2 separate regions of the Mus musculus genome follow, and region 1 is linked to region 2. The links are chromatin contacts, found by Hi-C or POLR2A ChIA-PET in ENCODE. All regions are on one chromosome and are shown on one strand. The core of a region is the stretch at or near the end of the contact, and the rest is flanking DNA. Distances in the headings are between cores, read along the strand shown. Region 1 holds the start of Apaf1 (apoptotic peptidase activating factor 1). Region 2 holds the start of Slc25a3 (solute carrier family 25 (mitochondrial carrier, phosphate carrier), member 3).

Region 1 (4,194 bases), core at 12-2,511, 41 kb before region 2:
GCCAGCCTGGTCTACAGAGTGAGTTCCAGAACAGCCAGGGCTACACAGAGAAACCCTGTCTCCAAAAAAAAAAAAAAAAACAAAAACAAAAAACACTTTGACAACTAAGTTCCAATTTTCTCTAGCCTTACTGAACTCATATACATAAATTATATATATATATATAATATTTTTTTTGTTTTGGTTTTTTTTTTTTTTTTTTTTTTTTTTTTTTTTTGGTTTTTCGAGACAGGGTTTCTCTGTATAGCCCTGGCTGTCCTGGAACTCACTTTGTAGACCAGACTGGCCTCGAACTCAGAAATCCACCTGCCTCTGCCTCCCGAGTGCTAGGATTAAAGGCGTGCACCACCATGCCCAGCCATAAATTATATAAATTTTAAACAACTTTTTTCAAACTTTACACAAACTGGAATACTATGGGCAAATTCCCAGGGCCACAACCTCTTTGTGGCCACAACAAAACAGAAAGCCAAAACTGGTCCGAGATACAGACCACAATATAAAGGCTAAGTCTATCCAGGAAAACAGTAATAGTGGTCTACTTCCTCCTTAGATAATTTCTCTTCCTGGTACAAGAGCAGGAGGATGATTACCAAACATCCCGCGTCCCCTGATCTTTCAGTCCCTGGGAGCTACAACAGAACTTGCAAAGAGCCTGCCCAGAGGAGCTTGGGGAGGTGAGACCGAGGCAGTAAACTTACCCAAGCCTTTGCACCGGAGTTGTGCTGGGAAGAGCAGCCGGGGGAGGGTCACTGATGATAATCGAAAGAAAGCAGCCCAGGGAGGGTCACTTATGAGACTAGATTGCCAGAAAGCAGCCGGGGCTCCCGCCTGGCTTCCGGCGACCCCGCGCCCCGGGCAGGTCCTGACACCTCCCTGGGTATCAGCTGCTCGGGGCGCAGGGTGGATGCCCGGGATCTCCAAGCGGCGTCGAGGGGTGGTCACCTCGGTGGGCTTGCCTCGGGCCGCACCAGGGGAGGGTACCGGGACCCAGGGCACAAAAGCACGGCCACTCCAGTCGCCGCTTCACCCCTCTGGCGGGAGCTGCCCGGGCGGGAAGCGGACGCCGCTCGGAAAGCCGCTGCGACTGTCTCAGATCGTCGCCGGTGGCTGATGGCACACACCCCTCGCTGCCGACCCCCACACACCCCTCTCACACCCTTCCGCGAGCGGAGTGAGACGTCTGCTCCTCTAGCTGCCTCCTGGTCTCTGCCTCAGGACCGCGGAGCACTCAAACACCGCTGGGCCCGCCCAGTCCACACAGCGCGCGCCCGGGCACGCAAATTCACTCGCCCAGGGCCCGCCGCCGCGGCCGCGCGCGCGCGCCCCGCCCGGCGCGTGACCGCAAGCCCTGGTTGAGCGTTCTCGCATGCGCGGTGGGGTGGGGCTAAGCCGCGGGCTCGCGCCCAGCTAGACGTGGCACTCTCGGCCCCGCCCCCTCTACGCGCCTCTCCGCAACCTGCGCGCACCCGCGAGCTTGGGTCTCCCGCAGACTCAGTCGGGTAGCGGAATCCAGAGGCGGGGCCAGCCGCTTGAGGGCGGGGCACAGCCTTGGTGGGCGTGGCCTTCCGAAGCTGCTCTGCAGCCACGTCCCACGGCCCCCCTCCAAAGCCATCCTGGCTTCAAGATCTTCAGGGATCCAGACATGTCCGAAGTGAAGAGCCGAAAGAAGCCGGGGCCCAAAGTGGCTGCTCCTGAGCCCGAGAAGCGGAGTGATGGCAGGAAAAACCCCGAGGCGCGGGGGGACGCGGGCTGGGCGGACCCCCGCACTGGGCTCAGCCTGCTGTCTCTGGCGATGACCCTGGGCCTGGCCTGGTAAGTGTGCGATGCTGCAGGCCGTGGGTCGGGCCTCGCGTGGGCGCCTAGCACCTCGAGCCAACCCACTCTCGCTTGAATACGCTCTTTTAACAATGTTCTGGTAGCATGCTCCTGTCGCTGCCCTCTAAAGTCTGGGAACATGTCACCCAGGACTCGGCCCACACTTTATTAAGCATCTACTACTGCACGTCACAAGTTTGCACATACCTAAAAACCACTACTTCCCGTCCACTCTGTAGCTTTGCGGATGAGTTTGCTCCACCCTCCACCAAAAATCGCACTCTTAAAATGTCTGCAGCCTAATAAAAAAAAGTTCGTTGTTGCTGAGCGATAAATGCTAATGAGACTTTCTCCTATTTAGAGCTGTGTGCCTACATTAAAACTATAGTCCTTTTTTAAAGATTTATTCTTGTTTATGTGTATGAGTGTCAGTGTATTTGTGCACGTGTGTGCAGGTGCGCGAGGATCCCGCAAGAGAGTGTCAAATCCAAGAAGCTGGAGTTACCAATGGTTGTAAGACACCAGACATGCATGTTCTTAACAGCTATAAAAGACTATATAGTCTTACTCCTAAATTACAAGTTGAACTGTATGTAACATTGTAAAGAATATGTTTTCCCTTAAGACTAAACATTCGTGTTTTCTTATTGTTGTTGTTTTAGTTTTTTGATACAGGGTTTCTCTGTGTAGCCCTGGCTGTCCTTGAACTCACTTTGTAGGCCAGGCTGGCCTGGAACTCAGAGATCTGCCTGCCTCCACCTCCCTAGTACTGGTGTTAAAGGCATGTACTACCACAACCTGGCTGTATGACACATACAACCCAGCTATATACATGTATTTTTACACTTTATTTGCAGTAGTGGGGGCACCGCCATCCCGCTCAACATTTGTAGCTTTGAAACCAAGCATATATTAGTGATATATTAGTGTAAATGTGGAATAAGAGAGCTAATAGAATTCAGAAAAGACTCTGGATATCCTCCAGGGTAGAGTAGTTTTGATGCAGGTTTATTTCCAGCTTAGTTTATTGGTGACACCCTGAGTCCTTGAGTTTTTTGTTTTTTTTTTTTTTTGGGGGGGGGGGTCTATGGTTGAGTGGTTGGTTTGGTTTTTTGAGAAAGGCTCTTAGGTAGCCTAGGTTAGATTAGAACTCACTATATAGCCGAAGGTGACATTGAACCCCTGATCTTCCTGCCTTCACCTCCCAAGTGCTAGGATTATACTAGGCATTTGTACTGGGTAATGCTTGAGTACTGGGTTTTGTTATAAGTTAATAAAAACGTGTTCAACTGAAATACAGATCATTGTCCTCTTTAAAAAGAACTTTATTTAATGATAGTGTTAGTATTTGAAGAATATATTAATTCTGATCTAAATGTGTTGGATTTGCTGTTTTAAATAAACTATGCATACCTTAAAATGCATGCCTTTTTAGGTAAATGGGGACATGGTACATTTTGTATTGGGAAAGAATATTACTGAGTTATTGTTAGTTCTCTGTAGGGCAGTGTTTCTCACCCTGTGGGTTGAGACCCCCACAGGGGTAACATATCAGATATTTATATTGTGATGCATAATGGTAGCAAAATTACAGCTTTGAAATAGCAATGAAAATAATTTTATGGTTGAGGCTCACCACAACATGAGGAACTGTATTAAAGGGCCACAACTTTAGGAAGGCTGAGAACCACTGCACCAGGGCTTAATACAAGTGGTTTTAGTTGCTAAATTTATTCCTCTAGTTCCCGTTAATTAGACAAAGCCTCATAATCCACTAAGAAACTATGTCATAGAATGTTCAGCTTTTTTGATAATTCAAGTTCAAAAAATGATTCCGTTGAGTCAGCAAGATGGTACATTTGATAAAAGCATTTGCTCTGCAAAGCCAAAGGACAGCCTGAATTCTATCCCCAGCATTCACACAATGGAAAAAGAGAACTGAATCCCCAGAGTTGTCCTCTGACCTCCATACATGCACAGTGGAACACCTGTGACCACACACAGAGAGACAAATAAAAATAGTAATGAGGTGGAGGGCAATTGAGAAAGACAACCAGCTTCAGTCTCTGACTTACACACACACACACACACACACCACAACACACACACCACAACACATACACACACCTTAAAAAGTTGTGCTTCATCTTAGGGATTTAACATTAAGGGTTAAATTAAAGACAAAACATGTTAGTTACACTGATTAGAAAGGTTATTTATAAGCTGAGCTTTGTCTCTCCAAAGTGATTTTTTAAATGTCAAATCAAAATTATAAAGCAAGAGTGTAAATCTGTATCCAAAACTTTATCTATTTACGTTCATTAAGAAAAACTAATAGTGCCGGGTGGTGGCGGCAGCGGCGAACGCTTTTAATCC
Region 2 (3,802 bases), core at 268-2,767:
CACCAGCCACAACTAGGTAGAAAGATGAGTTCTCATATAATGTAAATGACATGAAAGTCACTGTCAAATCAGATCACTAAAATTATTAGTATCTGTGAGATACTATTTTCTAAAACTTCCTGCATTGGTAATTTCAACTAAAGGCAGTTACTAAGAGCACCCTCCAAGGACAGCCCAAAATCAAAAAGAGCACTTAACATGTGCAAAGCTTGCTAACTTTAACGTTTGCTCCAGCTATTAACCAACTACTCACTTATGAACTAAGTAAGTCATACCTAGTTCCTGCAGTCAAAAACATACAAAGATTTGCTTTAGCTTTTGAAATCAGAGGAAAACGATAGGAGATAGTGAAAAGGAGTTTTCTAATCACGTTTAAGACGCATGAAGCACATGAATGACTGGGGTGTGGGTGGGGACTTCTGTTTTACACACACAATGTAGGTAACGTTTCTCTTGAGGCCTATAATTCAGCTTTCGGGTTTCTCTTGTACTTATGTTCCACTAGGATTTAAAACATACAGTTATTGAGTCACCCAGCTCAAATCCCAAAAACATAAACTCAAAGGAATGCACACCTCATATAATCTGCAAGTCACCTCCTTCACCAACCAGTAGCACAAAAGGAAGAGATTCCCAACCCCATTACCTCATATACAATTAAATGAAAAGATAAAACTTGGGAAAGGAGATCAAAGGAGAGTTTTCCAGGTAATTTTTAAAAAGGCAAGTCAAATAAACGTTATGGAGTTGCAACTGTGTCTGGCTAGTGGTTAAAAAGAGATTTTACCCAGTATACTTGGCTGACCAAGCGGGCTCACGGGGGAAGATAAAGAAGTTGGTTACCACCTCTCTGCCTCTACTCCCTTCGGGACACGGAGGTCACTGAGTGGCGCTGGGCCTGGGCCCTTCCACGCCCTTGAGGGAGGGCCAAGGATCCGACAGCGGCCTAGGGTGTCAGAGTTGCCATCCCAGGGTCAGCGAGAGACCGGTCCTCGGGTCCAGGGCTGAAGCGTCCTTCCCCGACCTCCAGTTCCTGCCCAGGACTCGGGAGGCAGAGCAGGGGGGCAGCATGTAACCAGCGCTCCCACAGGGCAGGGTGCGACCTCACCTTCCACGGCGGCGGCGGCCAGGTGGCGGGAACGCCGGGGCGGAGCTGGGGGACTGCGGGGACCCGACAGGCCATCGTGCACCAGCTGCAGGTGTGGCGCGTTGAAGGGGTTCGCCCGCGCCAGGTGCGCTACGGACGAGAACATCCTCCTGCGGGGGAGACAGAGGGCGGAGGTGAGAGAGACCCGGCGCCGGGCAATGTCACCGGAGCCCCGCGAGACATGCCCGGCTCTGCGCCCTTGAGGAGGTCACAGCTTCTTCCCCAGGGACGCCAAGCCCGGCCGGGCCCACGGCCAAGGCGGCGGCCACAAGGGACTCAAGGCTCCGCGCCGCGGCGAGGCCCGGTCGCGCTCACTTGCCTAAGATGGCGAACACCCAACCGCTCGCTGGGCAAGGTTGCGGCTCACAGAGGCCGAATGTCCTCCCGGCCCGAAGATCCGTGCCCTTCGCGCGGCGTCACCGTGACGCACGCAGAGCGTCACTGCGCCACGCGCCTCTCATTTGCGGAGAGGAGCGCAGAACCTGGACGTCATCGCGTCCTCCTAGCAACCCTATCCCCGCCCACGTCCAACCCCAGCCCTTCCGGCCCTGCTAGTGCGCAGGAGGATTCCTACTGCGCAGGCGCAGATCCAAAGCGCCCTCCTCCCCCACTCCCCTTTTTTTTTTAAAGTGTAGTCTTGGCCTTGGACGGGCAGGTGACCTACTCACTCTGTCCCTTCACCTTCCGGTGTTTTCTCCTTGGCGCCAGGAATTTTTACATGTCTTTAAGTGATTGCGGGCATAAACTTTTAAAGACATGAATGCTTAAGTGATACGTTATTCAGGTATGGAAGCTAGGATATCACTACAAGATCTTTGATCGGAATTCCTGCCATCATCGGACTTTTCAGAAAAAAATTCCATCACACTGACTTTTGACATAGGCATGTCTAAATTTTCCACCAAGTTCTGGTGGAAAGGATATACAGGAAGAACTCATACAATACATAAAACTGCTTCTGCCTCACAGAATGTCCATGGCCCCTGAGAACAGTCAGTCAAGGCTTCGTTCCTGGAGGCACAGGCATGCGCTGACATGAAAGTAACCGATGAACTGTGTGCGTGTAAGACAGGACTGTGTGTACTTCAGACATTTACAAGATCATCATCACTCTGATGTCAACAAGCGGGGGCCAAGTTCCACGAGGGAGAGTTTAGAAGCAATCAAACCTGTTGTAATTCTTGCGTTTAACATTTTCCTGGGACGTTTATCTCATCTTTATTAAGCCTTTTTATCTAACCCAAGACACCACTAGAGCTGGCTCCTGTATTGACTATTGTAGTTATACTAAGTCTACCTCTGCAGTCAGTGCTCTGCTGTGTCCTTTAAAAATTCTTAACATTTACAAACAAAAGACATTTTCATTCATTTTGCCCTAGGTCCTTCAAATTATGTAATTGGTCCTGGATAGAAGAAATACTTTTAGAGTTTATGAAACATCAAGAAGATGTAAAAAAAAAAAAAATGTTTACAAAACATCTTTCAGAGGTCTGGTACTTGATTCCTAGTACCCACCTTGATTCTAGCTCCAGGGGATCTGACACCATCTTCTGGCCTCTATAGGCACCTGCACTCATGCACACACACACACACACACACAGACCACCACCACCACCACCACCACCACCACCACCATTTTTTAAAAAACCTTTAAAGATGAAATTTATAAAACATTTTTCATAAAAAACTGAAGAGGTTTAAATTAGCCATATTTCTGCTGCTATGATAAAACATCATTTTGGCTTACACCTCCAGAGGGATAAGAGTCCATCATGGTGGGGAGGCATGACAGCAAACAGCAGACATGCCAGTAGGCCCCCAGGTACATAATGCTTCCAGCAATGCCACAAACCTCCCCCAAAGGGCTCTACCAAGGGACCTAGTACCAGGGACTAACTACAGGGGCATTTCTCATTCAAACCATCTCAGGGCTAGAGACATAGCCTGGTGATACAAGGGGCAGTGAGTTCAATTCCCAGCACCAAAATAGGAAAAGGATGTGAGCATTGAGATAACTCAGAGAAAGGTGCCTGTACCAAGTCTACGAAGCCAAACTGCATTCCCCAGGCCCATAGAATCCCAAAAGTCATTGTCTGATCTCTATGTGTCTGCCATGGTTCACATACACCTACCACACACACACAAAATAAATTTCTAAAATACGTTTTTAAAATACTATCTAGGCAAAATATTAAAACTCTCATTTCTCAAAGTATTATTTATTATTATTGTGTTTGTGCGTACACACACGTACACACACACACACACACACACACACACACGTGTACATATAGAGGTTAAGAAACAGCTTCCAGGGCTGGTGAGATGGCTCAGTGGGTAAGAGCACCTGACTGCTCTTCCAAAGGTCCAGAGTTCAAATCCCAGCAACCACATGGTGGCTCACAACCATCCTTAACGAGATCTGACTCCCTCTTCTGGAGTGTCTGAAGACAGCTACAATGTACTTACATATAATAAATAAATCTTTAAAAAAAAAAAAAAAAAGAAACAGCTTCCAGTTGAATTTCTCCCTCTACCATATGGATCCTGGGGATAAAACTTCGGCATGTACTGCTTGGTGGCAAATACCTTCACTTGCTGAGTCATTTTAACAACCTCCTAAACTTCTCCATATAACATGCTAACACCTAAAAT

Evidence for each region. A loop is a pair of places that touch in the nucleus more often than their neighbours do. ChIA-PET counts read pairs that join two places held with the same protein, here RNA polymerase II (POLR2A).
Region 1: a loop to region 2 is called in a map of gastrocnemius, with 4 times the contacts of the local background. The contact joins the promoter of Apaf1 here to the promoter of Slc25a3 in region 2. A Hi-C loop is called at or near these places in 18 of 37 maps with a recorded cell type or tissue (T-helper 17 cell, T-helper 2 cell, adrenal gland and 5 more). POLR2A ChIA-PET finds 5 or more read pairs at or near these places in 3 of 5 experiments (Patski and embryonic stem cell).

The regions. Positions count from the first base shown.
Region 1 is chr10:91,081,482-91,085,675 of GRCm38, forward strand. It overlaps Apaf1 (apoptotic peptidase activating factor 1), which reads right to left and starts at 1,262. Exons shown (of 27, transcript NM_009684.2): 1 at 702-1,262. It overlaps Ikbip (IKBKB interacting protein), which reads left to right and starts at 1,558. Exons shown (of 3, transcript NM_026166.2): 1 at 1,558-1,815. The coding sequence starts at 1,646.
Region 2 is chr10:91,122,450-91,126,251 of GRCm38, forward strand. It overlaps Slc25a3 (solute carrier family 25 (mitochondrial carrier, phosphate carrier), member 3), which reads right to left and starts at 1,518. Exons shown (of 8, transcript NM_133668.4): 1 at 1,467-1,518; 2 at 1,109-1,257. The coding sequence starts at 1,253.